2 separate regions of the Homo sapiens genome follow, and region 2 is linked to region 1. A link is a loop called in an ENCODE intact Hi-C map of the cell type or tissue named here. Cell type or tissue: gastrocnemius medialis. All regions are shown on one strand. Links, peaks and the distances in the headings refer to the core of each region. The heading gives the core; the rest is flanking DNA. Region 1 has its middle 38 kb from the start of NFIA. Region 2 overlaps LOC105378764 (a long non-coding RNA gene).

Evidence for each region. A loop is a pair of places that touch in the nucleus more often than their neighbours do. Peaks named below come from ENCODE experiments on the same cell type or tissue, not always from the same donor. Only the 100,000 strongest peaks of a DNase experiment are listed, where the experiment ranks them.
Region 2: a loop joins it to region 1, with 6 times the contacts of the local background. A loop is called at or near these places in 2 of 110 quality-filtered maps.

The regions. Positions count from the first base shown.
Region 1 is chr1:61,036,740-61,052,024 of GRCh38, reverse strand. No RefSeq gene overlaps it. Among named protein-coding and RNA genes, the nearest start is that of NFIA, 38 kb to the left of the region's middle. In gastrocnemius medialis, for the core only: a CTCF peak has its summit at 8,893 (motif pointing right); a DNase peak (open chromatin) is centred at 8,904; H3K4me3 peaks cover 1,109 bases; H3K27ac peaks cover 1,967 bases.
Region 2 is chr1:60,895,686-60,910,970 of GRCh38, reverse strand. The region is part of intron 2 of LOC105378764 (a long non-coding RNA gene); the gene reads left to right. Among named protein-coding and RNA genes, the nearest start is that of NFIA-AS2, 67 kb to the left of the region's middle. RefSeq lists an enhancer at 7,203-7,736. In gastrocnemius medialis, for the core only: no CTCF peak of the experiment used is centred there; DNase peaks (open chromatin) are centred at 6,290 and 7,200; H3K27ac peaks cover 5,588 bases.

The DNA of each region.
Region 1 (15,285 bases), core at 4,236-12,235:
CCCTTCACAAAAGGGAAAAAACCATTTTGCTTAAATCTGTTTTTTCTTAGGACGCACTTAGAGACCAGGCCCGCCAATATTCCAGTTAGAGTTAACGCTACCAGAAATATGCAGTGCTTTAGGATTCCAACTTGGGACTCGTTGAAGACCAGAATGTTACAGTCAATCTCGCCTTTCTCTTTTTGTTTCCAACACCCTACTTTCCCTTCAGTCTCTTTCCTCTTCGGTGTTCTCTACCTCTTGAAATATAAAAGTTTAATAAAAACACCACCCTATTTTATTTTTTAAAATAAAAGTTGACACTAAATTTGAGAGCTAGTGTTGCAACTAAGCTCTTCGGAAGTTTACCCATCTGTTCCCCAAACCTTTGATGCCTGTAATGTCAACCACGATTGCTTCTTAAAATTCACTAAAAGAAGTCTTTCAGTAACTTTGAAAAAGTGTAATAAATGCTAATGGGGGGGAGGGAACTCCCAACTCTGATGGATTTTACCTTCTCGGATCAAGGAGCAGGACTCCAAGCAAAAGAATAAACTTTATGTAGTTTATTTTTAAACTATTCTATTTTCAGTAGCGATTTCTCTTCCTTAGCTAAATTACTCAGCTTTGCTCAATTCCACTTTTACCTTTCCCCACACGTCCTCACTGACTCAGCAATTGTCACCGAGTGAGACCCTAGGTAGTGGGAAGGAGGCCCCCACAGATATGCTCCCCGGCTAAAGCGCTCGATTGAAGATCTGAGAAAATATCTTCAGAAACTACAAATGGAGCAAATCATTTACCTAATTCACTCAAGAGCTTCCACGGGAAGGACTCTGGAGGATGAGTGTCCTCCTAATGCGGTGCTAATGAAAAGCCCCTTAGCCGGCTCTCCGGCCGAGCGCCGGACCGCGTCTGCTCGGCGTCTACGGCGGAGCGACCCTGGTTGGCGGCGGCCGCGCATTCCCCCCCCCACCTGCCCGAGGTGGCACGGCGGCCGCAGCGACTCCGGACGCCGCCGGGGCCACTCTCCGGAGCGCCGCCCTGCGACCCCGGACGCCCCCTCCCTGCCCCCACCCACCGGCGCGGGTCTTCCTCCCGCTCTTCCTCCTCCTCACCCTCCCCGGGGCTCTGTGTGGGGGGCTAGGAGGTGACTGGGGACGCTTCCTCGGTCGCGACTCCCGGTTCTCCGCGGCCTCCCGCCCGGGGGGGTTGGGGTTAAAATCTGGGAGTTCAGCTCTGCGGCGAAATCTCGGGTTCCCAGGGAGGGGCCGGAGGGAAGGAAGACCCCGCCGGGAGCGCGCCGGCCAGAGCCGCCCCCGCCCCGCGCGGCCGCTGTCCCGTGGGGAGGATGAAAGCGCAGGGCCCGGGCGGGGCCGCGGCGGCTCCAAGGGGCGGCGAGTGCGGGGCGGGGACTGCGGCGCTCGCGGTGACCGGGCCCCCCTTCCCAAGCCGCAGCTCCTGGCCCTGCAGGTGCACCCCCAGCCCCCTTTTAGGCCCCTCCGTGGAAACCGCCTTCCGGCCCAAGTTCTATCCTTTGAGGCTTTGAACCAGGCCTTTCAGAAGTTTTTAAAGCTGCCCCGCCCCGCCGGCACTCACGGGGGTCACAGTCCCCCATCCCTCCACCTCCGCTACAGCTGCCGGCGAAGCGGGTGCCGGGAGGAAGCGGAGTGGGGGCCAGCGGGCCGGCCCGAGGGTCGGGGACCGAAGCGCCGCCCCGGAGCGCCAAGCTCGGCCCCAGCGCTTGGAGATCGCGCCGCGTAGCCCGACCTCGGAGGAAGCGCGGGCCCGCCAGCCCCTGGAGAGGGGAGGGCAGGGGGGCTGGGAGAGGAAGAGCGCGCGGGGAGGGGGGCATGTCCCCATCACCGAGGTTCCTGCGCTCAGTTCAAGCCAGGGGACAACTTAAATTGGCCTTCAGGGGAGGCAGCTGGTGACCCGTGTCCTCGCCCTCCAAATTCCCCTGAGCGAAGCAGGGCGCCACCTACAGGCGAGCTCTAGATAGCAGGCAGGAGAAAGACGCGCCTGCAAAGTAATGTGGCCCCGTCCCAGCAAGCCTAGCAAGGCCTGTTGTGTCCACAGCCTCCTCTCAGCTGCCTGAGCCTGTACCGAGTTATAGGTCCGTTGGCAACAGCAAGAGCCCTGAGGGCACTCAGCGTGTGCTTTTGGGGAGTGGAGAACTGGGTGTTAATTTCAGGAATTGGGGGATTCCAGTATCAAAGAAGTAGCAGCTCTGATTGGACAGGCAGGTTGCACCCTGACAATTTTGGCTGCACTTTGACTCCAGTATCTCGACTCCAGGCTATTTTCATGGGATGCACTACGTTTCCTTGAGAATAGCTGTGTAACCTTGGGCAAGTTACTTTATCTCCCTGAGTCTCTGTTTCCTCATCCCTCAAAAGAGGGAATAGTGGTACCTGTCTGATAGAGTCATTGTGAGAATTTAATGAGATGATGTAGGTAAGAAGCTGTAGGTGCCTTCTAAGGAATTTTCACCTATTTCTTTTTTAAAAATAGTTTTTAATTATTTATTTATTTATTTTGAGTCGGAATCTCTCTCTGTTTCCCAGGCTGGAGTGCAATAGCGCGGTCACGGCTCACTGCAACCTCTGCCTCCCTGGCTCAAACAATTCTCCTGCCTCAGCCTCCTGAGTAGCTGGAACTACAGACACGCGCCACCATGCCCGACTAATTTTTTGTATTTTTTAGTAGAGACAGCGTTTCACCATGTTGGCCAGGCTGGTCTCAATCTCCTGATCTCAGGTGATCTGCCCGCCTCGACCTCCCAAAGTGCTTGGATTACTGGGATTACAGGCCTGAGCCACCGCACCCAGCCAACTTTCACCTATTTCTAATGTGAAAACCCATCTTTTATTCTAAGAAATCTAACTTGTAAGACTGTTTAGCTTCTTTCTGTTCCTTGAAGATTAGGGCCTTAGAGGAAGTGGGAGAGAGCTAAGAGGTTTCAGTGTTTGAGTAGGAAACAGGATGGGTTATGGGGAGTTTTGATAACTAGCTTATCTCCTCATAGACAACGGCTGTAGGCCGGGTGCTGTGGCTCACATCTGTAATCCCAGCTCTTTGGGAGGCCGAGGTGGGCGGATCACCCGAGGTCAGGAGTTCGAGACCAGCCTGGCCAACATGGCGAAACCCCATCTCTAATAAAAATATAAAAATTACTTGGGCGTGGTGGTACATCTGTAATCCCAGCTTCTCAGTAGTCAAGCAGGAGAATCACTTGAACCTGGGAGGTGGAGGCTGCAGTGAGCCGAGATCACACCACTGCGCTCCAGCCTGGGCAACAGAGTGAGACTCTGTCTCAGAGAAAAAAAAAAAAAAAAAAAAGACAATGGCTATGTGGTGGCTCAAGCCTGTAATCCCAGTGTTTGGGAGGTGCGCGGGTCACTTGAGCCCAGAGGCTGGAGACCAGCCTGAGCAACACAGAGAAACCCATTTCTACAAAAAAAAAAAAAAAAAAAAAAAAAAAAAAGCTGGGCGTGGTGGCCCATGCCTGTAATCCTAACTACTTCGACAGCCAAGATGGAAGGATGGCTTGAGCCTGGGAGGCTGAGGTTGCATTGAGCTGAAATGGCACCACTGCACTCCGGTCTGGGTGACAAGCTAGAACTGTCTCAGAAACAACAACAAAACGAACCAAAAAAACCAAACAACATCTTATATTTGTGGATGACTTACTATTACTATTTACTATTTTTATTATCATTTGCCTCTATTAAATGATTTAATTATCATTTTCACAATCTCATATGGTATACATTATCCCTATTTATTTATTTATTTATTTAAAGACAGGGTCTCTCTCTGTCACCCAGGCTGGGGTGCAGTGGCACAATCATAGCTCACTGCAGCCTCAAACTCCTGGGCTCAAGGGATCCTCCTGCTTTGGCCTCCCAAAGTGCTGGGATTATGAGCATGAGCCATTGCGTCTGGCCCATTATCCCAATTTTAAAGATGAGGAAACAAAGACATGGGGATGCAAGCCATAGTTGCTGTATTTTTTCTGCTTTTAAAAATATTTTTTGGCAGGTCACAGTGGCTCACGCCTGTAATCCCAGCACTTTGGGAGGCCAAGGCAGGTGGATCACCTGAGGTCAGGAGTTCGAGACCTGTCTGGCCAAAACAGGGTGAAACCCTGTCTCTACTAAAATACGAAAATTAGCAATTAGCTGGGTGTGGTGGTGGGCACTGTAATCTCAGCTACTTGGGAGGCTGAGGCAGGAGAATTGCTTGAACCCAGGAGGTGGAGGTTGCAGTGAGCTGACATTACAGCACTGCACTCCAGCCTCGGCGACAGAGCCAGATTCTGTCTCAAAAAAAAAAAAAAATTTTTTTTTTTTTACTCTAGGAGCCCTAGATCTGTATTTCACTATATTTCAGAATCTACCTTTTTTTTTTTCTTTTAGAGTTGTGATCCTGCTATGTTGCCCAGGCTGGAGTGTAGTGGCTGTTCACCGATACGGTGATAGCATACTTGTAGCCTTAAACTCCTGGTCTCAAGGGATCCTCCTCCCTCAGTCTCCTGAGTAGCTGGTACTGAAGACTCAAGCCACCATGTCCAGTCAGAATCTAACTTTAACATTAATCTACCTTTAAGTTTACCTACTGTGTGCTAGATTACTAGATTAGGAATTTTAAATATCAAGTGTCGTATAATTCTCACAACACCTTTGTGAAGGAAGACTAACTTCTGTCATCACAGAAGAGGAAGGAGAGGTTCAGGGAGATCAAGTGAGTCACTTAAAGTCTCATAGAGAAGTGGCAGAGCCAGGTTATGGAGAGCCCAGATCTCCCAGCACACACCCAGGTGTCTTCCACTGCATTACAAGTGGAATGTAATGCATTCCACTTGGCTGCATTACAGCCAAGAACGCACCAACTGGCTCTAGGGTACTTAAAAAAGTTATCAAGAAAGATCAGGCAGAAGGGTGGCTTGCTCGGTACTTTTGCTACACTAAAGATGTGGTAAAAGATGGTGTTTTCAGCCTCAGTTAATTGTAGATTATAATGTTTCCTAGGAAAATATTGATGATGGAAGAAGGGAGCAGGGGTGCATTGGGAGAAACCAAGAATGAGTGAATTTGTAATTTTATAAATATCAATAATTTATATTTATTTTATGACCAAACTGACCAAATGTCATTTTAGTGTATACATTACAATGAAAAGTTTAGTATAATCTAGCTATTGTCAAATCCTGGCATCTAAACTATAGTCATAGAGCTTTGTCGATCTGGTTATGGAAATTATTTACAATAGGTGTTTTTGTATAGCAAATGTTTTTGCTGGTCTGTATCCATGTAATAGGAACATTTTATGATGAAAGGACTGGATTGTTCAGGGAAGCAAATTATGCTTCTTTCAGGAGTGTTGTTTTGTCATTGTGCAACAATTACTCATTAGTTCCCCTTCTTCTTACTTACCTAAGTAGCAAACCAACCCGTTCATCATTCCTAACCAGAAAACGCCTTTCCATCCCCCAAAACAACTGAACTCATCAAAAGGTGTGGAGTTACTGATAGAAGGGTTTGAGTTGGGCATTGGATGTAAAGGTGTGCATTCCATCTTCTTTCTCCCACTGGGTCCAGCCATGATGCTTTTGCTTGCCAACACAATATCGTGAGCTCAGACTTTGGCAATTCATCTCTGGTTTCTTTACACTGAGAGTGTTTCTAATAATATAATAGATTTTCATTTTGAAACAGATGCCACAGAGGATTCGTTAGCAGGAAAACCCTACTGTGTAACTAACACTATAAAGTTACCAAATGTAAGGTTGGGTGGTTAGATTGTTAGCTTTTGGGGACCAGTTGGTAATTAGATAAGGGGGCTTTGTAAAGAAAAACCAGTTGAAACCAACACATATTAATGGAATGTATTTTGTATATTCTACACTGTTCTAGGTGCTAGGTGCTAGCAGAAATATGGAGAAATACAAGAGTATTTCTCCCAACATTTGCATTATTAGTTTTAGGGTAAAATTTTCTCCCATTCTCCCATTTTTCAAGTTCATGCCTTAGTTTCGTTATAATAAAATCATGAGGATAATGTTCAAAGAACATATACCCTAGCTCAAACATTAAGCTGATAAATTTTCTTCCTGAAATTACTATCTTCATTCTAGAATTTTAATGTTTCTCATTTCATCATCTTCACATAGCTAGGGTGACTTGAGAACAGACTTTAGGACTTCCATGTCATGGAAACACACATTGATTGGTGTAAGAGTGTGGATTGGATAGGTATATTTCTGGAAACCTTAGCTACTTCTTTTTGGTACCATTTCCCAAAAATGAGCAATCCAGGGCTTTTTTTTGGTAAATAAAGGGCAGAGCTGTGATCCAGTCTATAGGCCACTTTGGTCATTTATTTATTTTGACACAGAGTCTCGCTCTGTCACCCAGGCTGGAGTGCAGTGGTGTGATCTCAGCTCGATGCAACCTCTGCCTGCTGGGTTCAAGCAATTCTCCTGCCTCACTCAGCCTCCCGAGTAGCTGGGATTATAGGCATGTACCACTACGCCCGGCTAATTTTTGTATTTTTGGTAGAGACAGGATTTCACCATGTTGGCCAGGCTAGTCTCGAACTTATGACCATTCACCTGCCTTGGCCTCCCAATGTGCTGGGATTACAGGTGTCAGCCACCGCACCAGGCCTATAGGCCACTTTGAAACTCATTACTGTTCTTCATATCACCTGTGTTGAATCAGAGCATTGACCTTCCCAAGTCCCAGTCTCAGTACTTCAGAATGTGGGTATCTCCCTGAGTCAATTGCAGGGCACAGGCTGTTCTGTGTAGTTTCAGCTTTGGGAAAGCAGATACTTATTACAGTGAAATGACTTTTTACAACAGACAGGAATAAGATTTGCTTAAGAAGCTGAACTGCTGCTCTTGATCATGGAGGATGGAATGTTCAGTAAGGGCCACTGGTGAGAGTCTAATAAACTGATATTACTTATTATTGACATTAAATGGACCAGTCTCATGGGCCGGTTACTCCGAAAGTCAATTACCGAAGCCTGTAGTAAAAACTCAGTGTTTTCAAATAATTTAGAGGCTCCAAAAGGTATCAGTAAAACATGGACTGCTGAGTGTCTGAGGCAACAGAGCTGACTGAACATAAACAAGATGGGCATAGTCACATATTTATTTGAAGAACTCCTGAAGATGCCCAGAGCCTAGGGATCATGGGAACGATTCTGAAATGGTTGAAAGAGAAGGAGGGGTTATATCAATACCAAAAGTATTTAGGCCCAAGGACATTGTCTCATTTAACCCTGTGTAATCCTCACAATACCAAGGCATAATTATCCCCATTTCACGGAGGGAAACAGAGACTCATAGTTACAATTCCTAAGAGGCTTGGATAGGGCTGCTTCTGTGCTAGTCTGGCCCCAAAGCCAGTAGATTATCCGTTAGATTCTGGGCCCCTCAGCCTTCTCAGTCTGGGCTTGATTTACTTGTCCAACTTTATCTTCCAACCGGAATGATTGGCTCTTTTTTTTTGACAACGTCATCTCGAACTTTATTAAGTATCTGTTTTCTAGGCTGAGCCTACATAGAACAACCTCTGAACTGCAATGGACTCACGGAGATGTCCACACACAGATGCTCTGAGACTCCACTAGCCAATTCCAATACCCATCCTTGATTTGTTTACTCAGCTTTGCTGCATCTATTTGGATACTTAATCTAACCAATTTGTCCCTTTTTTGAATTTTTCTCTCGCTAATCAGCTTGCAAGATCCTATTCTCATTCTCAATAAGCGCTGCTGGTGCCTGATTCAGTGCTCCGCACGTTGTTGTCTCTCAAGAAATCCTTGCTGGTTGCCTGTAAGGCACCCACTCTCCCTCCTTCCCTTCCCATCCTCTCCCCCAACAAAAGCTGGTGCAGAAACATCCCAAAAGGGGCCAGGTTCCACGTGCTTCGTCCCCTTCCTCTGTCCCCTCACTGTCACCCACCAGGCCCCAAATATAAAAGGCGAAAGGCGCCGTTGCAATCAAAGCCTCAAAACAAAAGGCTCAAGGGGCGACTTTATTGACTCAGCCCCAACCAACTCAAACTTCCCCGTCGTCAGAATGTTCTTTCCCGCCACTACCCTGTCTTCCTGGAGCTGAACTTAAGACTCTTGGTCTGGCACTCGAAAACGCGTGAGGGGTGTGTGTGTGTGTGTGTGTGTGTGTGTGTGTGTGTGTGTGTTGGGGGGAAATGGGAGAGGATAGCAATAGTGCCGAAGGTGGAGGCAGTGGGGTGCGGGGAGAACGTTTCCCAGGGAACCTGAGAGCCCCAGATCTCGCGGCTGGCGACTTCCAACTCTCCCAAAGAAAGCCGCGGGCCTAGCTCGTTCATCAGTGTCACATTTCAATGGCAGCGCGGGGCGGCCTCGGCCAGGTGCCCGCGCGGGGCCGCGCGCCTTCCCGGCACGGCTCGGCCCGTCGGCGATTCAGACACCGCCAACCCACAAAGCCCAGACGGGAGCCCGGGGCTTGGGGAGGCCCCGAAGGCCCTGCGCGCCTCTCCTTCCTGCCGCCCCCACTACCCGGGGCTCCTTCGCGGCCTGCCGCCGGGCAGTGCGGGCCGAGTTCGGGCCTCTGTGGCTGGAGCCCGGCCGTCCCCGCGCCCCGCTGCCGTCGTGGCTTGGGGGTTCTGTCCTTCCTGCCTTCGAAGGCCAGGTCCCTCCTCACCCTCCACGCTGGTTCCCCCGGGAGCCACTGTCTGGGGCCAGGGGAGCCGGACTTTCTGATCGCAGCCCAGCTCTGCGCGACAGCGGGGCCGCGGACACAGCGTCCGCAGAGCGGCAAGACACTTTCTAAACTCGGGGATCTTTCAGTTTGCGAACAGGGTGGCGAGTAGAACTCTACCCCCAGCGCCACTGCTTTTACCCGGCCGCCGCGAGCTGACACCAGAGGGCGCCGTTTTAATGCGCTTCGGGCAAGGACCAGCTCCGGGAGCGCTCCGGCGTCGAGGCCGGGCTCGGATCTCGGGACTCGCTGCGGCGCCCTCTCCCCTAGGGCGCTCGGCCTGGGGTGCAACAGCGAACCCCGCTTCCCTCTTCGCGAGGGGAGGTTTACTGCACAGGATTGCGCCCTGGCTTTGCACAGAATGAGGGTTCCTTGCAGCCGTCCGGGTGAGGAGGAGGAGTGGCCCCTACCTGAAGCCGTGCCCCCGCCTAACTGCTAAAGAACACGTCTGCAGGCGTTGTTCAATTGAGAACGACTAATTAATTTTCCAGCACTTGTGCAGAATACTTTAAAATGGAAAAATGAAGGTCTTCGATGAAAATGAAGCTTGATAGTGTGCACCTGCCACTAATGTACGGTGCACGGCAACTTCCCCTCATTAGAGCGATGACTTGGGTTGAGAACAAGTCATATAGTGAAAATCACTTCAACACGTGCCTGTTCATATGCATAAACTCCTGTGTACCAGATGGCAAAATATAATGACATCTTAAACAGCTAATTGCATAAACCTTGTAATGCAGATAATTGCTGTACCAAAGTAGGAGTTAATAATTTCCCACTGTATTGCTTGACTTCAGAGTAATCCTCAAGGAAAGTTGTGACAATTCTAACACACTAAAGTTCACCAAGAGGTAATTAAAACTAGCAGTTAAATCATTTGACTTTCAAACCCTTAATTATGATTCGGAAGAACTGCTTTGTGGAAACCCAGAATTTACGGATGGTTATGTGATAACATTTAATGCCTGTATTTCATCAAGTTTTCTTTCATATATTTTATTCTGGAAAGTTATTCCAATAGCAAGAGGTTTCCATTTTGGGGTAAGAGTGGTTAACTGCCACCCCCAGTTGGACTGTTGATTTTTTTCAATTAAACATTTATTTATAGAGCCCCTTCTACAATAACTAACTCCAAGCCTTACCATGTGCCTGGCATTGTTCTAAACTTTACAGGTATTATCTCATTTAATCCTCAAAGCAACCATCTGAAATGTGTACCACTGTCATCCTCATTCTCCAGATTAGGAAGCCCAGACATAGAGATGCTAAGTAATTTGCTCAAAGTTGTCTAGAAGTCACTTTCCCAAACTCCTACGGTCTGACCCCAGAGCTCATGCTATTTACCGCTGTAATCTACTGTCTCATGGATTAAACCAGGGCCTTAATAATTTAATATTTCTTTTCTTTTCTTTTTTTTTTTTTTTTTTTGAGAAGGAGTCTCGCTCTGTCGCCCAGGCTGGAGTGCAGTAGTGTGATCTCGGCTCACTGCAAGCTCCGACTCTCGGGCTCACGCCATTCTCCTGCCTCAGCCTCCTGTGTAGCTGGGACTACAGGCGCCCACCAGCACCCGCGGCTAATTTTTTCTATTTTTAGTAGAGACGGGGTTTCACTGTGTTAGCCAGGATGGTCTCGATCTCCTGACCTTGTGATCCGCCCTCCTCCCAAAGTGCTGGGATTACAGGTGTGAGCCACCGCGCCCGGCCAATAATTTAATATTTCTAATTATTGTCTAATAATATTTAGAAATAAAACTAAAATAACATAATTGGAGTATAAAAGTCAGTTGACAGGTAGATGTCTTTGCTGAATTTATCGGTTTATGTCACGATACATTCCAGAAGCAGCTATCTGCTATTTCCACAGGGTAATTCCACAACAGTGAATACACCAAGAAAAATAAGCCTTTGAAACTAAGTTTTTATTTCATCAATACCTAGTTTAGAAGGCATGTGTGTCAAATATTGTATGTTCTCATTCATAAGTGAGTGTTAAAAATGTGTACACATAGACATACAGAGTGGAATGATGGACAGTGGATACTCAGACAGGTGAGAGAATAAGGGGGGGGGGTGATAAGAAATTAGTTAATGCATACAATATACATTATTCGGGTGATTGATAGCCTAAATGCCCTGACTTGACCACATTGCAATCTATGCATGTAACAAAGTTGCAGCTGGGCACCATGGCTCACACCGATAATCCCAGCACTTTGGGAGGCCAAGACTAACAGATCACTGAGGCCAAGAGTTTTAGACCAGCCTGGCCATCATGGTGAAACCCCATCTCTACTAAAAATACAAGAATTAGCCAGACGTGGTGGCAGGCACCTGTAATCTCAGATACTCTGGAGGTTGAGGCAGGAGAATCGCTTGAACCCAGCAGACAGAAGTTGCAGTGAGTCAATATCGTGTCACTGCACTACAGCCTGGGCAACAGAGTGAGACTCCATCTCAAAAAAAACAAAACAAAGCAAAACAAAACCAACAGAAAAACAAAAAAATTGCACACATACACCATAAATTTGTACAAAAAATGAAAAGCATGTGTGGCTTAATGTTTCTCTTTCTTCATCTTCAAATAAAACTAAAATTAGGCTTCCCAGGATATACAATAATGAGCATAGAACAAAATACTCTTTATAAAGTACACAGAGAACCATAGCCTTCCTTCTCCATATTGATATTGTAGAATTTCTCTTTCCTCAGTTTGGGTAGATGTATGGGGGCATAAAATGAGAGATGCCAGCTACTTCCTTAGTATAGGGGCCATATAGCGTTGGAAAGCCCATCATTAGAGATTACTTTCTGTGAGTTGAGTGCCATCTCATTTGTTTTTATGGCTGCATCATATTCCATGACAATAAACCAACTTTTATACAGACTCCCAGTAGAGGAAATGGTTGATGGTTTATTGCTAAGCTCCTAAATCCCTCTGGTCTCTGAGCTGATGGCTTATTTTCCTTATTAAGGGAGAAATCAGTTACAATCATGGCAAAATCCAGGACAGAAAACTTTAAAAATCCTTTTAAAATTGTTTTAAGATGGTAAATCTCATTTATGTTGGTATGCGACTAATTGCTTAGTAGCTCCAATCTGGTTGTCGGAAGGGAACAATATCACTCTCTAACACTGCTAGTAGAAATGTACATTGGTAATCCTCTTCTGGAGGGTAACTTGTCAGTATATATAATGCCTTATATCTTCTGATTATCTGTTCTACTTTTAGGAGTTAATCCTAAGGAAATAATCATGAACTGTTCAAATATTTAGCAAAATAATGTTTGTGACAATGGTTTTATAATGTTGAATATTGGAAAAATTCTGATATTCAATAATTGTTTAAGTGAATTGTGGTATATACATACCTTGGAAAACCATGCAACCATCAAGATACTCTGATATATTAAATGAATAAATTACATTATAAAGTAGTAAGTACCGCATGATCTCATTTTTGTTAAAAATGTTTGTATATATACATACAAAATAGACCAGTAGGAAATATATTTTAGAAAAGTGGAATTATAAGTGATTTCTATTTTCTTCCTTTCCATGTTTATATTTTCTAAATTTTTATTTTATTTTATTTTATTTTATTTTTGAGACGAAGTCTTGCTCTGTTGCCCAGGCTGGAGTACAGTGGCACAATCTCAGCTCACTACAACCTCTGCCTCCCTGGTTCAAGCAATTCTTCTGTCTCAGCCTCCCAAGTAGCTGGGACTATAGGCGCATGCCACCACACCTGGCTCATTTTTGTATTTTTAGTAGAGATGGGGTTTCATCATGTTGTCCAGGCTGGTCTCGAACTCCTGAGCTCAAGTGATCTGCCTGCCTTGGCCTCCCAAAGTGCTGGGATTACAGATGTTAGCCACCATGCCCGGCCATGTATTTGCTAAATTTCTAAAAGTGGGAATGTCTAACTTTCATAATAAGGAAGCAATCATAATAAGAAAACATAATAAGAACATAGTGTAAAATTATTTACAGTCATGCATTGCCTAATGACTGCATATATGATAGTGGTCCCATAAGATGATAACAGAGCTGAAAAATTCCTATTGCCTAGTGATGCCATAGCTGTCCTAACATCCTCGCACAATGCATTACCTTTTCTATGTTTGGAAACACAAATAATTACCACTGTGTTACAATTTTCTATTCAGTACAGTAACATGCTGTCCAGGTTTATAACCTAGGAGCAATAGGCTATACCATATAGCCTAGGTGTGTGGTAGGCTCTACCATCTATGTTTGTGCAAGTACACTCTATGATGTTCACACAATGACAAAATTGCCTAGTGATGCATTTCTCAGATTGTATCCCCATTGTTAAGCAATGCATGACTGTATATTAAAAACAAAATCAACAGAGCAGAGTGTACATCTATCTAGTAATGGTGACAAGGTAATTTGGACTGATCATCCCCCTGAGGACAATGAGAAAAGCTGATAAGAATATAAAAACATCCGCCTTAAGGCATTGGAGAACTAGCAAGGTAGGGAAGAATTATGTGGCCAGTATCTAGAGCATTTGGGCCTAATTTCCACTAGGGTTATTTGCCCATTCTAGAGAGAGTGGCTAAGGATTAAGGTTGGGGAACAGAAATTAAACATCAGTGCCTGCTCAGGTTGGGAGGCCTGAGTTACAACGCTGGGAAGGTCTGAACCCTGGGAGTGTGGGTGAACCAGAAATAGAGAGGCCCCACAGGAACTAAGATCAGTCTTGAATCACCTTTAAATTGGATTGAAGTGATTATGGCTTGAGGGCAGAGACAAATGGGAATCCTCTCTGGGGAAGATAACATCATCCTAGACCTCAAATTAATTCTATGAACAAATTCTGAAATACAAAAACTATTGCATAATAAGAAAACAACTAGGCATATAAGGACATAAGACGATAGGAACGAGAACTGGCAAAATCAACAGGGAATGGAAAAAGATCTATTGGGACTCCAGATATAGGAGTTATGAGACACAAACTTTAAAATTACCATATCTACCATGTTTACAAGAGACAAACCTAAGGCATAAAAATACAGAAAAGTTGAAGAAAAATAAAAAAAAAATACATAATAGTAGCCAAAACACAACTGCTATAGTTATACATATTGTAAAGCATTACTAGAGATGAAGAGAGACTTTGCACTGAAAAAAGATTTAATTCATAGGAAATTGTAATGTACCTAATAACAGTACAAAAATATATAAGGCAAGAATTGACAAAACTGAAAGGTGAGATAGACTAATAAATAGTATAATGGGAAATTTTAATAATCACTTACAGTACCTAAGAGAATCCACAGACCAAAAATTAGTAAGAATATAGCAGATTAAAATGCATTATAATCACATTTAAATTAATGGACATGTGTAAAATAAAGCACACAAAAATCCCAAAATACACATTTTTTTCCAAGCACATGGAAAACTTAATAGACCATAAAGAAAGTTTCTAAAACTTTTCAAAAATTTTTATTTCAAGCAATTAAGCTAAAAATCAGTAGCAAAAACAGAATGGGAAATCCTCAACTATCTGAAAATTAATAAATATTGTTCTATAGTCCCATAGTTCAAAGAAGAAATGACAATGAGAATTAAAAAATAATTTAAACTAAAAAATTGAAAATATGTATCAAAACTAGTGTAATACAGCTAAAGTCATTCTTAGAGAAAGATCTATAGCTTCAAAGATGTATATTAGAAAAAGAGAAAGGCTGTCAATCAATGTGTTAACCATCCATTTCGAACATTTAGAGACAGAGCTGCAAATTAAACAAATAAAATAGAAGATAGGAAATAATAAAGATAAAAGCAGAAACAAATGAAATAGAAAACAGAATAGAGAGGATCAATAAATCCAAAAGTTTATTTGAAAAGGCTAATAGAATTGATAAATCTCTCATGGAAAAAACATGAAAAAGGGAAAGCAAAGAAAACAGAAAACACATCTAATGTCACAAAAAATGGTCATGATTACAAATATTACACACATTAAAAAATTTAATGAAAGGATAGTATAAATAACTAAGCAAATATATTTGAAAATTTACATAAAATAGACAAATTTGCTGAAAAATGAAGCTTTCCAAAATGGATATAGTAGAAAGAAAAAATATAAATGATTTGATAATTATTAGATAAATTGAATCTATAATTTAAAAACTTTTATTTATTTACTTAGTTTTTCTGAGGCAGAGTGTCACTCTGTTGCCCTGGCTGGAGTGAAGTGTTGCGACCATGTCTCACTACAGCCTTGACCTCTTGGGCTCAGGTGATCCTCCCACCTCAGTCTCCCAAGTAGCTGGGACTCCAGGTACATGCCACCATGCCCAGCTAATATTTGTATTTTTTTGTAGAGATAGTTTCGCCATGTTGCCCAAGCTGATCTTGAACTCCTGGGCTCAAACTATCTGTCTGCCTTGGCCTCCTAAAGTGCTGGGATTACAGGTGTGAGTCACCACTACCAGCCCATGATTTAAAACCTTTTAATGAAGAAAATCTGGAACTAAATGGCTTTTCCAGCAAATTCTATCATTTAAA
Region 2 (15,285 bases), core at 3,557-11,556, 140 kb after region 1:
TGGGTGATTTATAAAGGAAAGAGGTTTAATTGACTCACAGTTCCACATGGCTGGGGAGGCCTCACAATCATGGTGGAAAGTAAGGAGGAGCAAAGTCATGTCTTACATGGCAGAAGGCGAAGGGGTAGGTACAGGGCAACTCCCCTTTATAAGACCATCAAATCTCATAAGACTTATTCACTATCACAAGAAAAGCATGGAAAAGACCTGCCCTTATGATTCAGCTACATCCTACTGGGTCCCTCTGATGACACGTGGGAATTGTGGGAGCTATAATTCAAGATGAAATTTGGGTGGTGACACAGCCAAACAATATTAGTAAAAGCCTGGGCTGGAATGCAGGTCTGCCTGGCTCCAAAACTGAAATTTTAAAACTATTTTATGATGCCTCCATTGTATGTCAGGTACCTTTTCGGTGTGTCAGAGTATCATGATGTGCCCTTTGTGCATCAGATATTTCAGGGTCTGGTTTCCCCAAGATTGTACACCTAATTAGGGGAAGAGCCAAGTTTCAACAAAACCTTGCTGTCTCTCAAATTAGAGTATTGTATGCTGGCTCCATCCTCAGGGCACACCTTGGGTATACACTCTTTGTGGTCTAAGGTTCTCCAGGGCACACACTAGCAGAGCCCTGGGTAGCATGGGTTAAAAAAGAAGCCATTACCACATCCATTCACCATGAATCCTGTTTTTTTTGTTTTTTTTTTTTTTTTACCCTGAGTAACTGAGAACAAAGCTCACTTCACCAAAATGTTCTGATGCCAGGGGTCCCAATGAAACTCCTGTTTTCAACCACTTGCACATAGTTAAGTGGAGACAGTTAAAACCCTAATTACTGAGCTGGTGGGTCCCACTGACACCTGTAAGACATTTGGTACAGTGCAGGAAGTAATGCTTCCTTTCCAGTTTACATCACTATTTAATCTAATTATTCCTTCCAGTTTGGCTTTCACATATTCCATCAAAGAAGAGATTGCTCATTTCCTTGCGAAACTGTATACGTCCACCGTAATGCTATTTTTCACCTCTCGTAAGTAATCTGAGATTTCCTAACCTTCTCCCCCTACTGTATTCTCTGGCTAATGTATAAACCTGGAAGAAGTTTCTTGACAGAGAAGTCAAGAGGGACTCACTTGTGGGAGAAGCATTTCCATTTCAGAGAATTGGAGAGCTCAAAGGGGCCTTTTACTTCATCTGCATCAAAAGTCCATCCTTTTCTAATTGAGGACACTGAGGCCTAGACAGCAAACTCTTCCTGAGCTCCTGCCATGTGCAGGCTCTAGGAAAAAGGAGTGGATGAGGCCAAACAAAGCCCCTGCCCTCAAGGAGCTTGTGTCCGGAGAAGCAGAGAGAAATGAATGTAATTGAAAATAATCAATGAATTCCAAATGCTCAAATCAACGTGTAAAAGAAGTATAGGTTTTTAATGAGAGGTTCCCTGAGTAAGTCATGCTTAAAATAAATCATAAAAAATGAAAAAAGATTGCACCAGGTGAAGAGTGAAGAAAGAACACTGCAGGTGGAGGGAACAGGCATGCAACTGGGGTGACGGAGAGATGTCTGGAACAGTGGGAGTGGGCAGAGTAAGAGAGAACACAGTCAAAGAAGCAGCCGAAGTGGTGGGCAGGGGCCAGTCTGTGAAGCTTTGGAACACCTGTTAAGTTCTCTCCTTGAGGTCAGGAATGGATACTCCATTTTCCCCAGTAAATCTCTCTCCACCCTTTTGCACTCTGTGCCCTAGGAGACTGACCTCTGGGGGTCACCTTGAGACAACTCGGTTGCCCTCTGCTTTCTGTTTGGGTTTGGCCACTAAGAGACACCAGGGAGATTGGAGAGCTGGAGGAGTGACCTCAGTGTATTCATTCCCTGGGCTGTTCCCCTGCTGGGTTGCGGGTTGGCGAGACACTGAGCTAGGGAAGGCCCCGGCTTCTGTTAGTTGATCATCTCCTATGGGCTTCCCTTTGCTTGTTCCCTTAGGCTTAAGGGTGGTGATAACTCTCTGCCTGGCCAGTGTGTGGTCATGTCACCTCTCTTGTTGGTGTCACTGTACCCTGCCCACTCCACCTGTAACCAGTCCTTCGTGAAACTCCCTTCAGTTGCTCTGAGTCTTCCATCTTTCTCCTGCAGGGTCCTTTACAAAAGGGCTCTGGCATCAAAGGGCAGCTGGCGGTGGAGACGGCCCTCAGAGCAAGGACATCAGTGATGTGGATCAGCGGCTGCAGCTGAGGAGAGCGGACTCAGTCCCAGTCCGCTGAAGGAGGGACATGAAGTCAAGGGAGAGGCAGCTGGCAGACCTAGCAGGGGACCCTCTAAAGTCCCATGAAAGTACACATGACCAAAAAAGGGCAGCTCTCAACTCCTGCCAGGCCCAGAGATCTCAAAGCCATCTAATGAAAATGCCTATTAAGTAAGAACTTTCCTACATCCCTTTCTAGCCCCTATCCCTGACCCTGTGCCCCAACCATGAAGGGGCCAGACATCAGGATAAGCAAGCTGGAGGAAGAGACGGAAAGGAGAGGGAGATTGTGAGAGGCAGAGCAAGTGAGCTCTAGGCACTCCCAATGCGTGAAGGCATGTCTTCTGCCCACAGCAGCCAGCTCAGGAGATAGGAAACATCCACGGATAGATTCTAATCTCTATGTTGAGTCACTGGCTAAGAGATGTCAGAAAAGTCATAAGATTGCCAAAATTTTCATCCAGGTGCAAGGGAATGACTACTACTCCCACCAAACAGATTTGGAGAAATCAGGAGAAACAAAACGCCCACACTTGCCTTCAGGATTACCCTTCATGAGACCCTTTCTTCTTGTTCAATTGACCAGTGATTTTAGGGAATGCTGCAAACTAAAATTGTGTTGTGTTTACAAGTTGCCTATTTCACTGTTGAACTTATTTGACCATGCAACACTTTTTGGGCTAAAACCCCAGTGTAATTCTTTTCTTGCCATGTACTTTGTAAAATGTTGCTTTTGATACCAAATGCACAAGTAAACAAATAAATAAAACAAATAAACATTTTCTTCCTAGGGAGGACATTATAATAATGGCTGGTTAGGGCTGGTATGATCTAGTAGGCAATGGAACTATTGTTTTCGGTATTAATCTGCCCCAAAGCACAGTTTTAATCAAACAATATAGTTGTATAATAAATAAAATGTCCATGCTCAAGACCAGGAAGTTATAAAAAATCATCAGAGAATACTTTGCGTATGTCACATGTTATATAAATGGTAACTCATGCTAATAACGTGAACACTTTGTATTCCTTTAATGATCTCTGGGACCCCACAGCTCATACAGAGTCAGGGGAGGGGCCTATTGGGCATTAAAGAGAGAGTGTTAATAGAATCATGAGTATTTGTTTATCATCTGTTGGCCATCAAAATGAAATGTGGTGGACTTTTCCTGTATAAAGTGATGCTATAATTTTATAACAAATTTAAAAGACTTGCTAGAATTACAGAAATAAAATAATAAATGAAAGCTAGTGGCCAGGCGCTGTGGCTTACGCCTGTAATCCCAGTACTTTGGGAGGCTGAGGTGGGCAGATCACTTGAGGTCAGGAGTTCGAGACCAGGCTGGACAACATGGTGAAACCCCGTCTCTACTAAAAAATACAAAAATCAGCAGGGAGTGGTGGCGCATGCGTGTAGTCCCAGCCACTTGGGAGGCTGAGGTATGAGAATTGCTTGAACTCGGGAGGGGGAAGATGTAGTGAGCCAAGATCATGCCACTGCACTCCAGCCTGGGTGACAAAGCAAGACACCATCTCAAAAATAAATAAATAAATAAAAGCTAGGAAGAGAAAAACAACAGATGGAAACTTGCCCTAGAGAGGCTTTGGAATTCACCTTTGTCCCAGTGAGAGAGAATAGACCCAGTAGGCAGTCTTAAAGCCACGGTGTATCTCAGGCACCCATCCTTTACATTTTCCCCACGAGGAAACAAATATTGAGGCTTGTGGGTGCTAGTGTAACAACTGTCACTTGGAAGGTGTTCACAATATATGTGCTGAATGAATGACTCTGCCAACTCTGTTGTTTCCTAGGTGAGAAGGACACAGGTCCTACTGTGTCACTGTCTCCTTTCCTCTCTCCTTTGCTGCCAGTTTTTTTTTTTTTTTCTAGATTGTGTCTAATGTCACTAAATGTCTAAATGTCACAATATCACTACTAGGTAAGAACTGTGATTCTTATTTAATGGATGAGAAGACTGAAGCCCAGCAAGATCACACAGCTGGTGAATGATAGATAAGGTCTTATTGCCCCAATGTGAAAGTAAAACTCAGTAAAATGTGCCTCTTCTTGGACCTATTGGACTGTTGCACTGTTGCACACTAAGCCTATTAGACAATAATAATAAAGCACAGAGGAGACCCTCGGTATCTTTCTAAAAAGCTTTAAGTGTGAGAGTTTGGGGCCCTGTAGCTCTGAACATTTTATGAAACCAAGTATAATAATACTCGATAGGCATTTCCATGGGTATGAATTTATGAGACATTAGAAAGGAGGCCTAAGAATTTTGAGAACAGAGTTAAGAGGATGATGCACATTCTGATTTTTGACAGCATCTTGAAATAGGTGCAGTTTGTGTTTGGTGCCCTCTCGCCTCCATTTAGTGCCTTCAGAACCTAAAGGGCTGGGTATTTAAAGGTGGAATTCCAGGCACTACAGTAGGCAATGGAACTATTGTTTTGGGTGTTAAATCATAAAGGAGGCTCCTTCTTTCTCCTTGTGAGCATCTCCTTTAGCATTCCTGTGAAGTTGCCACATCTTCCTGCTCAGTAGAAAGCCTTGATTCCTATGGCTAGTCTTACTTTACAAAAGGAAATCCTGAGGCGTGGAGAGCCAAACCAAGTCAAGGAAGGGGCAGACTGCATTCTCCTTTGACCTCCAGACTTGTTAGTTCCTTGACTTTTGGATAATTTTGTTCCTTCACCCGAGTACACTAGGAATAGCTCATTAAACTACCCTTATTTAAACAGATCACGATTACAGTCTCTGCTACCTCCATTAGCACTCTGAGCTCATCTCTCACTGTTCTTCCCCACTCACTCTGTTTTCAGCACATCAGCCTCCCTGATGTTCCTTGAGTAGATCAGGTGTGCTTCACCTTTGCAATTTGCTTTTGCATTTGACCTTTGCACTTTGCCTTTGCACTTCACCTTGGCACTTGCTGTTCTTTTTCTTCCTCTGGGTACCCTCATGGCTCCTCACTTACCTCCCTCAGCATCTTATTCAAATGCCAACTTTTCAGACTCAAACTCATCTGACCACCCCATTCAAAACTGAGAACCTTCCCTTACCTGGAACTCCTTATACCTTTTCTGTATTGCTGTATTTGTAGCATGCAGAACCAGAACAATGTCCAATACAGAGAAGTTACCCAATAAATATATTGAATGAATTAATACATTTAAGTAGCCTCTGCTTTAACTGGATTTCCTGCAGCCACTAAAAATTCTGAAATGCCTGTGCCCAGGTGGGGCTTCCTGTTCAAATACCTCTCATTTTTATTAAGCTCCTTCCTGGTCACCAGTCTGAGGTCAAACTTGCTGCCTAACAGGGGCAAAGAAGGAACACTGGCTTCAGTAAGCACAGTGAAAATACCAGGAATGGCTACATACTTGGAATCAATCCCATATTCTACCTTTAACACCCTTCTTAAATCCCCTTTCATTTCAAATTAAGGATGACAAATAAGAACCAACAACTCAGAGTTGCCTGGTTTTCAATGTTGAATTAAAACTTAAGTCAGCCTTCATTTTTATCAATCTTTATTTTAGGGTCAAGAAGATGGGTTCTGGGGGTGGAGCATTTGGTTTGAGATCCTTGTTCCATGCCATAGTAGCTAGGTGACCTTGGGTAAGTTACTGCCTCTCTCAGTGCTCCGGTTTCCTCATCAGTAAAGAGAATATGATTATAGCAACTTCATGGGGTTGTGGTGAGAATTAGCTGGGGAAATACGTATAATGCACTTAGAACAGTATAGAGGAAGTGTTAGAAATTTCCCTTATCATATGGCGGGAATACTGCTATCTTTCATTGACCTTAAGTGGAAGAAATGCACCCCAGTTACCTATGTCAGCTCCAGACTCCTGCTCTGTGGGTGGGGGTGAGGGTTAGTGATTCTTTGGGTCTTATATCAGTGTGGCTTAATGGGACAAGGAGTGCCCAGTGATGCTGGTTACTTAAAAACACCACCCTCTAGCCAGCCTGGCTGGGCCCTGGTGATTACTCCTGCCCACTGGCATCCTCTGGTAGCCACTGCCTGTGCCTGTTGGCTGGAGAAAAGACCACATTCGGCACTCTTGCCAAGTCATGAGTGAGAGGCAGGCTGGTGCCTTGCCCAGCCCCATGACACAGGAGCCTGTTGCCCCAACTGAGATAATTTTCTTGTCACTAGGCCTGAAATCCTCACTAGAAGTCATCTTCAAACTGGTGTTCTGAAACAGGGCCAAGTCCCCAGGCCTGAGTTTGCAGGCTGGGAGCTGGTCTTCCCTAAAATGCACCTTTCTAAGAGAAGGAAAAAACTTAATACAGCTTGCCAGGGGGAATTAAGTGTCAGTGTCTGTTTTTTTGAATGGCTATTTGCATGTAGACAGGAAGCTTCACAGTCTTTTGCAAAAGCAGCGGGGAAAAATGAAAAAAGAAATCCCTCACCTCCCCAGGGAGACATTTGAGGAATAGTCAAGCCTGAGGGAAGTTTGGATGCCAAGAAAGCCGTGTTCTGCACTAGTCAGAATGTGGACATGGTGGGCGAGATTTGGGCAGCTGCACAGCTACTGGGCAGTTTTCTATTCAAACCCACTCTGGCAGAGGGGAAATGCTCTTTCTTTCATTCTTTCATCACTTGTTTTTTCTTTTTTTTTTTTAAAGGAAAGTTAAAAAAAAATATTACAAAAGATCCAGAGACACACTGATGTCACTGAGAGGGGAGACCCAGGTCATCATCAAAAGTTGGTTTTAGGGGACCCCCCCCTCCACCCCACAAAAAAAGCTGAGCTCTAAAAGGCAGCCTAGACAATGGATCAGATGCCAAACCATGTGAAGTGCCCAAAGGCAACTCCAAAACACCCGGCCCACCAGTGGGTGGAGGCTGCCAAGGAGACAGATGCTGTAGCTTTAAAAATATCTTCCGCTGCTTGGCATCTGCAATTGCAGGCTGCTGTCTCCAAGAAGGAGCGGGCGAGGGCTGGGACAGCTGGCCAGGCCGCAGCAACCGGCGTATATGTAACGAGAGCGCCTCTAACCACGGGGCTGCCCATTTGGCCTTGTTAAATCACCCTCAGCATATGGTGAGAGACATCTGCCCAGGATCTGGACCTCACAGCCTGGAAGAGGAGGGCCCAAAACAAGCATTCTGAGGCCTGGGAGGGCTAGAGGCAGCTGGGAAGGCATTCCCAGGGCCGAGGGCCTCCTTTGACAGAGACCTGGTTCTGAGAAAGAAGGGACTGACTCAAGGTCATGCAACAGTGTGCTGTCAGTGTGCTGGGGAACAAGTCATTGAGATTCCTTCAGCCTCTGTTTACTTATCTGTGAAATGGGGTAAAGTATATACCTCATGGGCTTGATGCGAGGGTTAGATAAAATAATTTAAGCGAATGCACCTTGCTTAATACATTTCAGTTGACTATGATTCGCAGTCTTCCAATTATAAACGTTGAAAGCAGCCACTGACATGTTACGTTTTCAAGAGGCTTTGGGAAAGATCCAAAACTCTCCCCAATCCGTCTCTACCTGCTTACTGCTGGATGAAATTCACTTACCCAGGAATTGCACCCATTTTTGGCTGCTATTAAAATGCAGCCTTACTTCCGAGGGCAAAACTTTGAACTGTGAAGAGTTTGCCCTCAAGGCAGGTTTTTGAGGGCTAGCAGGGAGTCCTAAAAAAAAAAAGGCAAACTAGGATGGGAGCCAACACCTTCATTAGAAAACAGCTCTTTGCCTCTTAGAGCCATTTAACTTTCCTCTACCTTAAATCTCGACTCCAAATAGCAAAACTATGGTTTTATTTATTTACTTATTTTTTGGCTTCCAGATAACATTCTATTGGATTATTTTTATACCACTACCCTCTCATTTTAAAAAGCCACTAGTAAGTAAATTCTTAAGTAGGGCAATGACCCAGCCTCGAAGGTAGTGGGGATATATACTCCCAAAGTGGTATTAAATAAGAAGAAATTCATACAGATATCCTGGTGGACATTGGCCATGCATATCTATGGTAGCTAGAGACACACCACTTTTTTCTCTTTATATAAGAGTACTTCATAAATATCTCTGAAGACTATGACCAATCCTTGGAAGTATCCAATATCTTTCCAAGATCAAATCTGAGACTTTTCATTACAGTGACATTACTATTCTTTCCTCATATTTGTGGTTGCATTGCCAGCCTTTATTCTCACCTGTTTCCAATCCCAACAACCTCTAATTGCCTTTTAGAGCTTATGGGTTCCAGGTTCCACTCCAGGTGTGGACACATGACTGTGTTAATTCAAGCATTGTCTCCTACCCTCTGGCCACAGTTTCGGTTTGAGAATGGGTCATAGGATGGACATGGATTCAAACAGACTGACTTTGTTTTTTTATTTTTATTTTTATTTTTTTCTGGGAATGCTGAGACTGTTTCTTGTTAGATATAAACGGGGAAGAGACTAGGGAGATTCTTGCCTTAAAACTCCAAGGAAGGCAGAATGGAGAATCTGGGTGACTGAGTTGCTAGATCAAGCCATGACTGAAGGCCATGCTATATTTGGACTTTTCAGTGACAGGAACCAATATAGTCTTTTATATTTTAAGCCTGTTTGTGTATCCTGTTTTCCATATTGAGCAACTGAAAATATCCAGATATGCTCAGGGAAGCCCAAGGAAGTTGTGCTTACAGATATTTGGTCTTGGCTTAGTTTTAGATTGTCAGTTGAGACTTAAAAGTCTTTTTTGGTTTGGTACATATGTTACATGACACCATTAGAGCTTGGGGCTGAGCATGCTTGACCTCTTGTAGCATGAAAAAGATACCACCCCTAGATTAGGAATGAGGATAAATGGGGGCAAGTCCTCATTTACCACCAAAGAATACCATTTTTGTCCTCCAGTTCCCCACTTGAATTGACAAGTGGGACATATTAAATTAAGGTTTACTAAACTTCAGCCATTTATCTATTACCCTCATATTTTTTTTCTGTATTCACCTGTGCTATTAGTTGCTTTAAATTAATTCACTTCAGCATGCTTATACATTGTTGGTGGAAATGTAAATTAGTTTAGCCACTGTGGAAAGCAGCTTGGAAATTTCTCAAAGAACTTAAAACGGAGCTAACATTCCATCCGGTAATTCCATTACTGGATGTACATACAAAAGGAAATAGATCATTATACCAAAAAGGACACATGCACTTTGTATGTTCATCGCTGTGTTGTTCATAATAGCAAAGACATGGAATCAACCTAGGTGCCCATCAATGGTGGATTGGATAAAGAAAACGTGGCACATATACACCATGGAATACAATGCATTCATAAAAAAGAATGAAGTCATATTCTTTGCAGCAACATGGATGGAGCTGGGGGCCATAATCCTAAGTGAATTAATGTAGAAACAGAAACCAAAATACTGTATGTTTTCACTTATAAGTGGGAGCTAAACATGGAGCACACACGAACATAAACACGGAAACAATAGACCCTAGAGGGGAGAGGGAGGGATGGGGACAAAGGTCAAAACACTACCTATTGGGTACTGGGTTCATTATCTGAGGCAATATACCCATGTAACAAACCTGTACGTGTACCCCCTGTATCTAAAAATAAAAGTTCCAAAAAATTAACTCACCTTTCTTAATTTTATAAGTCATTTAATAGTAAAAGAAAATGTATATCATGATAGCAAATGTGAAAGTCAATATTTAATGCACATTTAAAAAATATACCATTATTAACAAAAAAGAATGTATACCACCTAAAATTACCTTGCATATGATCCATTGGGGAAGTCTAGGAGTCGGCCATTGGTTTTCAAGCTGTGTTTTTATGGAACTAAATTGTTTTGTTGTGGCAGTGTTAGATGCAAATTTCATTTCGTAACATATTTTAACTACAGTCATCCATTGCTTAACGACAGGGATACGTTCTGAGAAAGGCGTCCTTAGGCACCTTTGTTGTGCCAACATCATAGAGTGTATTTACACAAACCTAGATGGTATAGCCTACTACACACCTAGGCCATATGACATAGCCTATTGTTCCTAGGCTACAGATCTGTACGGCATATTACTCTACAGAATTCTGTAGTCAGTTGTTACACAATGGTAAGTATTCATGTATCTGAGCATATCCAAACATAGAAAAGGTACAGTAAAAATACCGTATTATAATTTTATGGGACTACTGTCATATATGTGGTATGTCATTGACCAAAATGTCATTAAAGAGCACATGATTGCATTTTGAAAGTTGAAATAAAAATCTATGTTTAGTGTTAGTGTCAGTTTTGGGTTCCTTGTGTCTGTTTTTCATATTTATGTAAAAGAATATACTTGTCTCTCTCTCTGTCTCTATATGTATACACACAGAGACTTAAGTATATTCTTTAACATAAATATAAAATATTTATTAATATTTATAATAAATATTTTCTTACAAATAATATTTATATTGGAGACCGACAACGTAATTATTTGAGCTGCTAGGCAACTAATTTTTATATGCACTCAGAAGAAAACATCAACAATCTCTGTGGAAATATTTTAAAAATAATTTTCATCAAATTTTTATTACAGAAAAATACTAATACCACAAATGACCAATAATTCCACTGCCCACGGAATCCCTTGGGTGTTTAAAAAATAATAATGCTTATCTGCATGTACATTCTAATTTCTTATAAGTATGTCGTTGATTAGGAAGATTGTAGCTCTGCAATGGTCTTTCTGGAATTCAGACTTTTAATCTAAAATTGCACAAGTGAGTCACAGGTACTCCAAATAAGTGGCAGGCAAATATCTCATTTACTTGGCCAGTCCTGTTGTCAAGCTGTAACAATCTAATTCAGTTGTGTGTGAACTTGTGACATGCTGATCCCCGTGAATCACATGTTATAGACAAATTTAATGTTGGTGCAAGTTTTGGGCTCCTTGTGTCTGATTGTCATATATATGTCAAAGAATATCGAGGACTATCATCGGTATTGTTACTGGTTCAACTTTGAAACAGAAGTGTCTCACTATCTTGCCTTCAAGCTTCTGGCTCAGATTAAATGAAGAGTATCTTGAGATTGTGAGTCAAGCTGTTAACAAAAAACAAACAAACAAGAAGCCCACAGATGTTACCACTTTCACTACTTATCAGTGCCATCAGAATTTCCGTGAGGCCAGGCATTCAAATCAAAATGCCAAAATAAAGACAATAACTGAGGCTGATGTGTTTGCAAATATCATCCATAATTCCAATATCAAATGTTAGCATTCATCAGAATAACTTCATTGCTCTTTGTGGCTGAACTTGAAGAAGTAAATATTATTAATTTTAAATTATGAAATAACATTTTATTAATAAAGTAGCAATACACACACACACACACACACACACACACACACATTCACCTGCAATATCTGAAAACCAGTGGACCGACCGTATGATTTTTAAGGTATTCTTCCACCTCTAAAAATAAAGTCAACCTCTTAGGCTGACTCAACTTCAAAGTTGTGGTTGTGAAAAATAATAGGAAAATGACAGGTAACATTCATACAGTGCTTTGCAGATTCATAAAGTGCTTTGAAGAGTATGACTTTCAATCCCTAACTCTAACCTCAATTTTTCGGTGCTGCTTTCTCTCATTGCCCCAGGCCACGTTAAGCACATCACTGTCTAGGCCCCCAGGGTTCCTGCTTCATAATTTTGTACTGCCCTACCACAGCACTTTAGAATTATTTCTTTATCTGCTTGCCTCTGCCCCTGGATTGTAATCTCCTCAAAGGAACAGAGCATATCTTGTTCATCTTTGTATTTTCAGTGCCTAGTGTAGTGCAGAGCATTTACTTAATGAGTGTTTGGCTGCTTAAGTCAATGAATGGTTTCTTGGGAGTGAACAGAAAAACTGAGCACTGAGTGATTACGTTTTTTTTTTTTTTTTTCCATCAGCTCAGCACATGTCTTCCTCATCAGGAATATTTATTAAGTAACAGCATATGTTGTCCTCATCAAGGAATATTTATTAAGCAACAAATTTGCACATAAAATTTGGCAAGGTACCATTGTCCCGGACGCCCATTCTCTCCCCTCAGTCCTGACACTGTCCAAGTTCATGTCCTCATTAACTTGGGTCTGTTGCAAGAGCCCTGAACTCTTATCAGCACACACCTGACTCATTCCTATCTACGAGCCTCTGCTCATATGTTTCTCTCCACCTGGAACACCTCTCCTCATCATTTCTGCACATTCGTTATCACTCATACTTCAAACCCTTTCTGATAGTCTCTTCTGGGCCAGTCCTAGCTGGAGTAGAGAAACACCATCTCCTGAAATGCTCTAATGCATCCTGTTACCCTTCCACTGTCCTTATTCTTCTTAAGGGGAGAGTTTATGTTGAATCATTTGTGTGTCTAGCAGAGCATCAAAAAGCATATAGTACATGCTAAAAAATTGGTGAAAGAATACTTTTTATGGTCCCTATGGCTGAAACAAGCTAGCCACTGTCAGTATCAGAATAGAATCCTGGAATTTTGAATCAGGTTCATCTGTCCAACTAAGAACACAAAAAGAAATGATTCCTGTTCTTCATTGGTTCACACGTATCACAGCTGTGTATTCCCAGGACAGTTACTTAGTGTGTCCAGTTCCCCAGCTTTTCTTTTGCTAATCATGATTGGTAGCATATATCTGAAGAACAAAATAGGTAATAGATGCAGATGTATCATTATAGGGCCTGGCCCATGGGAAAGGTCAGGTCAGTGGTCGCTACTATTACAGTTGTTGTTTTTGTTATTGCCAAACAATGCTGTAAAAAATCTTATAAAAATTGGAAATTAAAAAGCATGTGAGTAGCGGAAGAAAGCTACAGAGATTTTTTAGTTGATGAATTTGTCTCTCAATGGAGAACTCCCTGAGGGCAGGTTCTGCATCTTATCTATCTGCATCCTTAGCATAACACGATACTTGGTACTGAAAAGGGATGCATTAAAAGGCTCTCTGATGTAACTGGATGCATTAGTCGATTATGTTAAGAACAATTGTAGTATTCTGAGTGCTCACTAGGTGACTGCTAGTGTCCTAGATCCTCTCCTGACTGTTTCATGCAGTCCATGCAACATTCCTGCTAGAAATAAGCTATTCTCCTATTTTGTGGCAGAGGCCACGATGAGGAGGTAGCCTAGTCATGATTAAGATGCAGGTCTATTGGATTCTAAAGCCCCTGCTCCTCACCACTGCTATACACACTACAGTATTGCCCTACAAAGTTAGAAGGTTAATGCAATATTCTAGTCCCTGAACTAAGGAAGGGGCATAGATGATGGTGAGGCAGAGAAGAAAGCAGCAGTCAATTGACTTTGGAGACCGATTCCTTGGGGAAGGGAATTAAGAGTTGGATGGAGGAAAAGAAGAAAACTAATGATCACAGAGAGAATTCACGAGAGAGGCAAGCTAGTGAGCCAGATTGCCCAGGATCTAGAGCGATACACTTCCCACCACCCCAGGCTCACGGTGGCTTTCCTCGTAGGTTTCCTAACAGGCCATGACCACAGTTGGCACTGGCCGGCTGCAAAGCAGGCCCGATCTGTAACAGCAGTGCTAATGGGAAGTTGGCCCTGCCCCAAGCGGGTATGGAAAGTGGCTGTTGGCTCTTGTAAAAATCCTTGGTCCCGGCCACTTTTCCACAAAGAGAAATTCACCATCCCAAAGAAACGCCATCGCCTGTTCCTGGTGCCAAACTCGAGGAAAATCAAGTCGTGAGACTCTCTCTCATTTGCCTGGGTGAAATGACAGATAGCAAAAGAGCTTTCAGTTTCCTCTACCCCCAAAAAGTCTGCCAGAGATATAAATATTTAAAAACAGGAGCTAGACTGAGAGGGTTAGCTTTCACTGTGTCTTCTTTGGCAAGCTTTCGATCCACCCACCAGATATCATTTTATTCTGTGTAATGGAATGGCAGTTCTGGGTCGCACATCCCAACTTCTGACACACTGAGTAGAAAAAAATGACTGTGACCCTTGTAAACTATTTTTGTAGTTTCAAACTGATACAGACTCAGGTTGTGAATGCCAGATTGAGTATAGCTATGAGAGGTTTAAATGCTTTTTTTTTTCCTGCTGTTTCCTTATTTTTATCTCCTGCTAAGAAGTCCTCTTTCTGATTTCTGTCCAGTCACTTAACTCCTTTTCCTTGGTACACAGGATGCAAAAAAACAAAAAAAAAACAAAAACAAAAAAAACAAAAAAAACTGCTTTCATTTCAAATTGGTTAAGCAAAGTACATAAAAGTGTACAGTCTGCATTTCTTTGTTTCTCTCCCATGACAGTCCCCAAAATTGTCGATAGAGAAGACAATTCAAAATTATTAATTCTCTTTTTCATATAGAGAAGTGGGTGCAAACCCCCATGAAATTAAACAGGGTTGAATCATCACAGATGACCTTCACAATCCAGGCCTTCATAATTTTAGGTGGATTAGAGAAAACTAATGAGGATTTTGAAACAGGCTTTGGACTAAAACTCTCATCATGCAAATCCACTGAAAGACCCCATAACTTTAAAGCACAATTAACCTGATCCCCAGTTCGCACCCTCCTGTATCGGACTCATTTTACTTCCTCTTATTCTACTGTCTTCACAAAACAATGATGACAACAATGCAGCAGATATTTTTCTCTATTTTTCATTAGATTCTGTTGTTCTTTTTCTTTCTTTTTCTTCTTTTCTTTTCTTTTTGTTCTCCATTGCTCTGTCCTCAGAGTCCTTTTTAATTTGGCTTAGGACTCACAAGAGTTAATAGGCGAAGGGGGTTGGTGGGGGAGGAACCCACTTGTTTTAAGCCTGGAGCCTGTCACCTTTTCTTGGCAATTACACTGCTAATGGCTGGGTCCCAAGCAAAGTGGCAAAGAATATCTCTTCTCACGTTCCCAACTCACAGTGCATTCCCAAATACCAGATGGTGTTTTTGGAATCCATTTCACTATGTTTGATATGACAATACTTTTGTATAATGTTAAATTATATATAACTATTGCAAATAGCTGAGATCAGAACAACCAAGAAGCGGAAAATTAGACACAAGAAGGAAAGATAGA